Regions from separate parts of the Mus musculus genome. Here region 2 is linked to region 1. Evidence: chromatin contacts called from ENCODE Hi-C or POLR2A ChIA-PET data. All regions are on one chromosome and are shown on one strand. The core of a region is the stretch at or near the end of the contact, and the rest is flanking DNA. Distances in the headings are between cores, read along the strand shown.

What was found. A loop is a pair of places that touch in the nucleus more often than their neighbours do. ChIA-PET counts read pairs that join two places held with the same protein, here RNA polymerase II (POLR2A).
Region 2: a map of heart shows a loop between it and region 1 (1.8-fold over the local background). The contact joins the enhancer-like site here to the promoter of Mmd in region 1. A Hi-C loop is called at or near these places in 1 of 37 maps with a recorded cell type or tissue (heart). POLR2A ChIA-PET finds 5 or more read pairs at or near these places in 4 of 5 experiments (Patski and embryonic stem cell).

Annotation. Positions count from the first base shown.
Region 1 is chr11:90,247,353-90,250,903 of GRCm38, forward strand. It overlaps Mmd (monocyte to macrophage differentiation-associated), which reads left to right and starts at 2,124. Exons shown (of 7, transcript NM_026178.2): 1 at 2,124-2,383. The coding sequence starts at 2,358.
Region 2 is chr11:90,416,619-90,420,237 of GRCm38, forward strand. No RefSeq gene overlaps it. Among named protein-coding and RNA genes, the nearest start is that of Hlf, 28 kb to the left of the region's middle. Within about 2 kb of position 1,486, at least 3 of the 3 ENCODE cell types and tissues checked have a DNase peak (open chromatin) inside an H3K27ac peak, as active enhancers do; they include heart, where a contact is called at or near this core.

The sequences.
Region 1 (3,551 bases), core at 874-3,373:
TGTGAAGGCCAGAGGTGAAAGCCGGGTGTCTCCCTTTGCCATCTTACCTTTTGAAACAGGATCTCTCACTAAACTTAGGCTGGCTGGCTCTACAGCTATATAATATGTGACCTGAATGTAATTGATTTCTTTTGTTTCATATACAGTTCTCAAAGTCTGTTCATGTCGAAGACGGCATCAACATTTCATTTCTTTCTCTTAAAGAGAAAAAGCAAATCATCTTAACAGCTTGAGGTTCAGAGCAAGACCAAAAGGAAAGTACAGAGACTTCTTAGGTCCTCTCACACAATAGCCTCCCCTGCGTCGTCCCCCCCGCCCCCAAGGAAGTGGGACATTTGTTGTGATTACAGTTCCTATCCCTTAGGTTGTCATTTCATGTGGCTAATTTTCAGTTATCTTTTAGTTAGTACCTTTGTTACTGCCCCTTGATCGTTTATAAGGGGAGTGCCATGTAGTCAATTGGTAGATTTTCAAGCTATGCTAGTTGTCAGGCTTTACTGTGAGTGCAAAAGGAGTCAGGTGTGTGTTTTAAGAATTGTGCTGTTTTAAAACTTAGGGAGAGGCCGTTGGCATACTGACCTGATGGTATCTGGTGCTTCGTGTTAGAGGAAGCTATGTAGGAATCTGTTTTGCATCGGGCAAGTTTCTTTTTCACTCCCTGATCCTCTTTTACATTGATGACTCCCCAACCCCCACTTCTCTACATTTAACATATGAGAGAAAACATTTAACATTTGTATTTCTGAGCCTGGTTTATTTATTTCATTTCATATGATGATATCTAGTTCCATCCATTTCTCTGTTCCCAGAAATGTAGTTACTCGTAACCCCCCCCCCCCCCACACACACACACTGAAGAACAATCCAGTCCTCCTCTATTGGAGCCGATTGTCCTTTTAAACCAAGTGTGCAGCTTTGGAATGGAAAGATCACTCCCGAGTCTTCATTTTTTTCCTTCTGGCTGACTAATTTTCCATGCTGTCTCTAGACACACACACCACATTTTCTTTCTACATCCTTTGGTAGGCACCTACACTAATATAATAACTTGGCTATTGTAAACAGTGCCACCTTTCAAAGCCTTGGCCTCCATACCTGTGAAATGAGTAACATAATTTTGAACCTAAGGATTCCTTCCAAGATCAAAGCAATTGTTGTGGAAAGCACCCCGGGGCACTTAAAGAGAAGGACACTAGAATGGTGGGTGAAACCATTCCCCGGCATCCCCCCATCTTTCATTCGTTTCAAAAAGAGTAAATACTGCTTCGAAGCTGGCCCTAAGTCCCTCAAGAAGGTGAAGTTTGAGGAGTGGGGGATGTGTGTGGGCAGGTTTCCTGGATGGGAGCACACCTGGATTTCAGGAGTGATGCTGACAGGTCCTGCACATGTCAATTCCTTTTTTCCAGTATTCTTCTGAGTGTATTCACTACCTCTTATCTCTTCTCTCCCTAGGATCTGCTCTTCTGGCAAGTCCTTTTAGCTTTACAGAGGTTTAGCAAAAGGGGCCGATTCAAGTCTACTCTTTCCTTGGAAATTTCTTGGGTTAAAAAATAGAAAATAAAATGGAGGACGTAAAAAGATCTCTCCAGAAGAATCCCCCTGGAGAAATTCCAATCTCTTCTTTATAGGACAGCCGTGTTACTAATCCGTCTTTACACAGCGTAAAAGGTGAAGAAATAAATGAAAGGAAGGACGCAGAAATGAATGAAGGCTGGATAAACGATATGGGGCCAAGATTAGAAGGCAGAGATAGATTCTTGCTCGCTGCCACTTCCGGCACAGCTGCTTCTAAGATTGTGGGCCATCTCCTACACACCGTTGTTCCTTCCTCTCTGTTGCAGCTCACACGCTCAAAGCTTTAATGCAGAGCACCGCCCTCCCAGCGCTCCTCCCCTTTCGGCTAGCCACACCCCTCGGCTCTGAGGTTCCGCCCCACCTACCGAGCTTCAAGGGAAATGAATGGCAGCGGAGCCCTGCGCCGCTCCGGACACTGATTGGCCACTGGGCGCGGTGACGCGCAGGTGGCTGCGGGCGCACGCAGCGAGAGCAGCGGGCAGGGGCGGAGCCGGGCTCCGGGGCGGGGCCCAGGCACCCGGGGGCGGAGGAGCCAGGGAGGCGGGAGGCGGGAGGCGCCGGGGCCGTTTAAGCGGCCTCCCTCCCGCCCCCAGGCGCCTGCTCTGGCCCGGGCCCTGTGCTGACCGACCCCCGGTGTGGCCCACTCCGGCCCTGCCCAGTTGCGTGGCTCCCGCCTGGCACGCCAGCGGCCTCGGAGCAGCTCAAGCCCATGAGGCCGGCGCGCCCTGCCGCCGGTGCAAAAGAGACGGAGCTCCCGGCCCCCGCGGTGGAGCGGTGGATCAATGCGGTTCAGGAATCGATTCCAGCGGTGAGAGTTCTGCGGGGAACGTGCTCCGTCCCGGGGGATCCCGAGCCCTGACGAGGACCGGCTCCCGGGAAGACTCGCAGTTCTGCGATCCCCTTCCTCCAGGCAGCTTGGGATCTGTGCCCCGGGACCCCGCATCTGCTTTGCCTCCTCCATCCGCTTGCAAACCTAGCTTGGCCCTTGAGATCCCCATCCAGACACCGCTGCTGCTAGCTTCTAGCAGACTACTCCAGCCTCAGAGCCCCCTCCCCACGACTCCACTCAGGGCCTCCACCCTTATACAAACCCCAACGTGAGGTCTCTTAAGGCTGCTGCAGCACCCTGTGGCGATGTTTGTCTTACAGCGGGTAGGAGGTCTGGCCTGAGCTTTTTGAGGTGTTTTGTCGGTGGTTGGCCCTAGAGACAGGGAAACTGAGGCACGCTTCTCTAGGTCCAGCTTTCCTGATGGTGTCCGGAGGGGTTGTGTGTCTCGGGCTAAGAACCTAATGGTGTGCTATTTGGGGGATTTTTTTTTGGCAGGGGCAAGTTAGCATTCAGGTGGAGAGACATGCCTTTGAGAAACCTGGTTTTAGGAAATAGGGAGAAAGAACGGAGGAGGCGCCACCGGAAGGCGGGTTGTCTGCTCTACACTAAAGAGGTGGTAGGGTAGCCCGACTTGAGGGACATAGTGTGGCCCTTCTCTCCCGGGTGGATTACCTGCGTGGAAGGAATGATGAAGGCTGCCGACCTATTGTTCCCAAAGAAAGCTCTGGGCTTTAATGTTTCTAAGTGGGTGAAAGTTCACCCATGGGGTTTCTGGTAACTCCATCCCTTTGTCTGAGCCTGGCAGCCATACCCATTCCCAGCCCTTCACCACCAACAGGGTAGCCTAGTGTGATGTACCAGAGAATTCAAAAGCAGAAATGCTTAAAATCTTCCGAGCAGGCTATTGAGTTTGAAGTGGTCTTTCTTTTTATTTTAAAATGTAAACACACCATTTAGTTTTCCTTTCCCTTCTTTCCCCTGTTCACTCATTAATGCTTATCTCATTTCTTCCAGTCTCAAAGGGTAAAAGAGCCAACACAACATGCACAGGATGAGGGTGGTCTTTGCGCTCAGTATTGGGGGAGATCGGCTTGAAGATTTGGATTGCTTTCTGAATATTGCTTATTACTTGGTGGCTGGAAGTCTG
Region 2 (3,619 bases), core at 236-2,735, 170 kb after region 1:
AATATTTGCTATTTTGGTACTACTTAAGAAAATATTTGATAGTATCTATCAAAAAAAAAAAATAGCCGGGCGGTGGTGGCGCACGCCTTTAGTCCCAGCACTTGGGAGGCAGAGGCAGGCAGATTTCTGAATTCAAGGCCAGCCTGGTCTACAAAGTGAGTTCCAGGACAGCCAGGGCTATACATAGGGCCGAGGAGGTAGCTTAATGGTCTACTCCTTGTTTACTTAGTATAAGTACCAGGTTCCATCCTCAGTTCTGAAAAGGTCACAAGAAAGTTGCATGTATTTTTCATGGCAATCTGACTCACAGGAGTTTCCTAAGACCAAGGAGAGAAACACCATGGCCACGGACATTCTTTTATAGCCAGCTTAGAATCACAATCACAAAAAGAATATACATTTCAGCCATGCGCATGGCTAAGACAATTCTAGTAAAAACTCCCCAGGGAAATATTATGCAACCATTAGTAGTTCTCTTTGTTTGGAACACTTTCCCACCCCCTCTGCCTAGCGTCTCTGCCAGCTCACTCCCACTTAAGCCTTCAGAACTCAGGGTACCCACCCCTGCACTTGGACGCCCCTCTTCCCCTACTTACATAACTCCTGGGCACACCTCAGTCAAGAGATTTATATAGCCTGCTGCATGGTAACCCATTGATTTGGCCTGTCAGTCTCTCTTCTGGATCGCACTCATTGAGACAGAGGTAGCATGCAACAAGTTCAAAGTCAGAGGGAGAAGGCGAGGGAGGAGGGGGTTGACTGGGAGGAGAGCAGTGAGCAGGATGCAAAGTGAATACGTAAAACATAAAATAATAATAATAAATCAGAGAGGGGGCACAGGAAGCAATTACTTCGAATGCGTACCATTTGGCTTCAGCTGTCTAAGAACTGGGTTCACAGCCCATATCCACCCCTGTCACAACCCTTTCTGCCCATCACCCCACTTCTTCCACAACCTCCTATAGAAAGGGGAAAGTGTGCTTTGGAATGGGAGTTTTCTGAGGTTAGTGGGTGGAAGATTAGAAAGGGGGACTGTGAGACATTCCTGCAAAATTCCATTAACCTCCTTTGTATTTTCTTTCAAACTTTGTTTACCCGAACATAGGAGTTGCCCTCAGGTACTGGGGCAAAGGATTGCAAAAGGGTCCTTGAAACTGTTTTCACTTCAGGGTGACCCAGGTTTGCTCTTTCCTTGCAAACGGTGTTGTAGATGGAGACCAGTGGAGTCAGCCTGCCTGTGACATGCGTTCCCAGGCCACTTTCCTCCCCACTCCAATTTCAAGCTCTGCTCCTAGTCACATCGCCCGGCGTTCGCTTCTGCCCGCCCGACTCCCGATCAAGAGCTCTGAAGGGAGGATAACCTACAAATCCTCCCGCGGCTGGCCCGCCCCTGCCCGCGCCCGCCCGCTCCCGGCCCCATCACGTTGACTGCCGAGCGCATCTCGGCTGCGCCCAGGCGGGGAGGCGCCGAGGGTAGCTAAGGGGAGCGGGTCACGTGAGAGGAGGAGCCTGACCTACTTTCAGTGGCGGGAGGCGCATGCGTACTGGGCTCCTGCGCTCCGGGCGGGAGGCTCACGTGGAATCGCACGTGCCCGGGCGTCCGGGACAGGGCTGCACAGCCCAGGGGCTGCACTGCAGGAGGAGCGGGTGCAGATCGCGGGGTGCGCGGGTGCTGCTTTGGTCAACGTGGATCTGAAGTTTGCAGCGTCAGATTCAGCTCTTCAGACTTCAAGGACTTTTAGGAGTTTCAACAGCCCTTGGAAATCTGTAACTCGGAATTTATCCTGGGAATTGAGGCCCCCCTAGAAGCATCATAACGCCGCAGCCAAGGCAAGGGGGTAAAATAACCTAAATGCCTGAGACAGCGTCACATCAACGAGCTCAGTTCATGGAAACGAGGAAGATGGTTGGACCACACTTGGAAAGAGCAATAACTGGGAAATAGCTCTGTAGACATCCAGGCAGGAAAATCCTCAAGATATATTTATGTGCTTTTAATCCTTTTTAGGGAGTAGGCGGGCAGCAGTTTGACACTGTAGCACAACACATGGCCTCAAATTAGTGGCAATTCTGCCTCAACCTCCTGAGTGCTCAGATTATAGACCACCACTCCTGGCTCCATTAAGCGACCGTTGTTTTTTCATTATGCGACTAAAAAAAAAAAACCCAACAACTATAAACAGTGTATAAAATGTTAGCACTTGTATGAAAGATTACACCCACATGAACTCCTCAACACCCCTCCCAGAACCCACTAACTCTAGAAAGGTAGAGAAAAGATTTGGGAGGCTGAGAACAGAGGTTTAGTGACTACCAGTGCTGGAGTAACTTAAATTTTGTACCTTATAGGACTAGCTTGCTTTTAGCATTTAAAGAACCTGAACAGTTTAACTGTATTGGGTGCGCAGTTTTGGGGTTTTATGTGAACCATTTTCATCTCCTTAACAATATCTGCTTCATTGCCAGCTCCTCTCAGCTCGGGTCTGAATGGCTATAAAGCATTCTGATAATCTGCACGCGAAGTTTTGAGCTCCTGAGTTAAACTACCTGAGTGTCTCAACACCTTTGAGAGCCTCCCAAGTTGGGCCTATGGGGTGGGGTTGTGGGGAGGGGCATTACCCAGGGATTCCCAGAGATATATATTTGCATAATAAAGCTGTTTCCCACCTGCTATTAGCATTCACTCTCCCAATGACTCTGCTGAGTCGTTAGTAAAGAGGATTTTAAGTTTTGTGGTTACTCTGTACTGGCTGGGGTTGTCTGCAAAGAACAGAAAATAGACCAAGCAAGACCTCTGATGAGGAAGCTGCAGAACTAAAACACATAGTAAAACAGCCATCCTGGGTAGTTTGAGTTATCAGCAAAGCAGTGCAGGGTAGTTAGGGTTCCTGTTACCCATCAGCCAGAGCTTTCAGCGGCTCCAGCCATGACACATTTTCTGCACTGTTTCTTTCCAGAGGCATCAAGCCTTCCCCGTACTCATTGGCTTGAGCTATGGCTAATGTGCACGTCTGAACCCTCCGCAGGACACATGAGTAGGACCTGTTCTGATTCATTTGGATTAATGTACTAGCCCCTGAACTTTGGGAGACGGAGAGAAGACAGACCAAAGATAGGAGAGGTGGGCAGACGGCCGCTGTGTCCCTCACACTACTACTGCTATTCCAGGAGCGGTGGGATGAACTGAAGGACAACGTGTGTCCTTCTGCACATTGGCAGCCAGCGTATTTGCTGTACGCTTCTCCAGTTTAGCATCAGAACAGAAGAACTCCTCTGCTACTGAAAGCACCACCACAGACAGGAGAAATCAGCATTGCTGATTTGACAGAATTCTAAAAAAAGGAAGTCTGCAGACACCACGGTAGAGATGCGGTTTCCTTGATCTACCCGTACAGTAAGCAGCCAGTACCTACTATATGTAGAAGGACAAACACTTTTGGAAAATAAAAGATCGGGACAAAACAAACAAGGAGACAAACAAGAAGCCCAAAAGACATCCATGACCAAGTCCCCAAACTCAAAGGGAGTACAGTCAAGTAGATAGCTCTTGGCAAACAGTAAAGGATTGTAGACAGCAAGCGGCTAAGAGCCACTGTAGAAGCGACTGCCGTGTGGCATA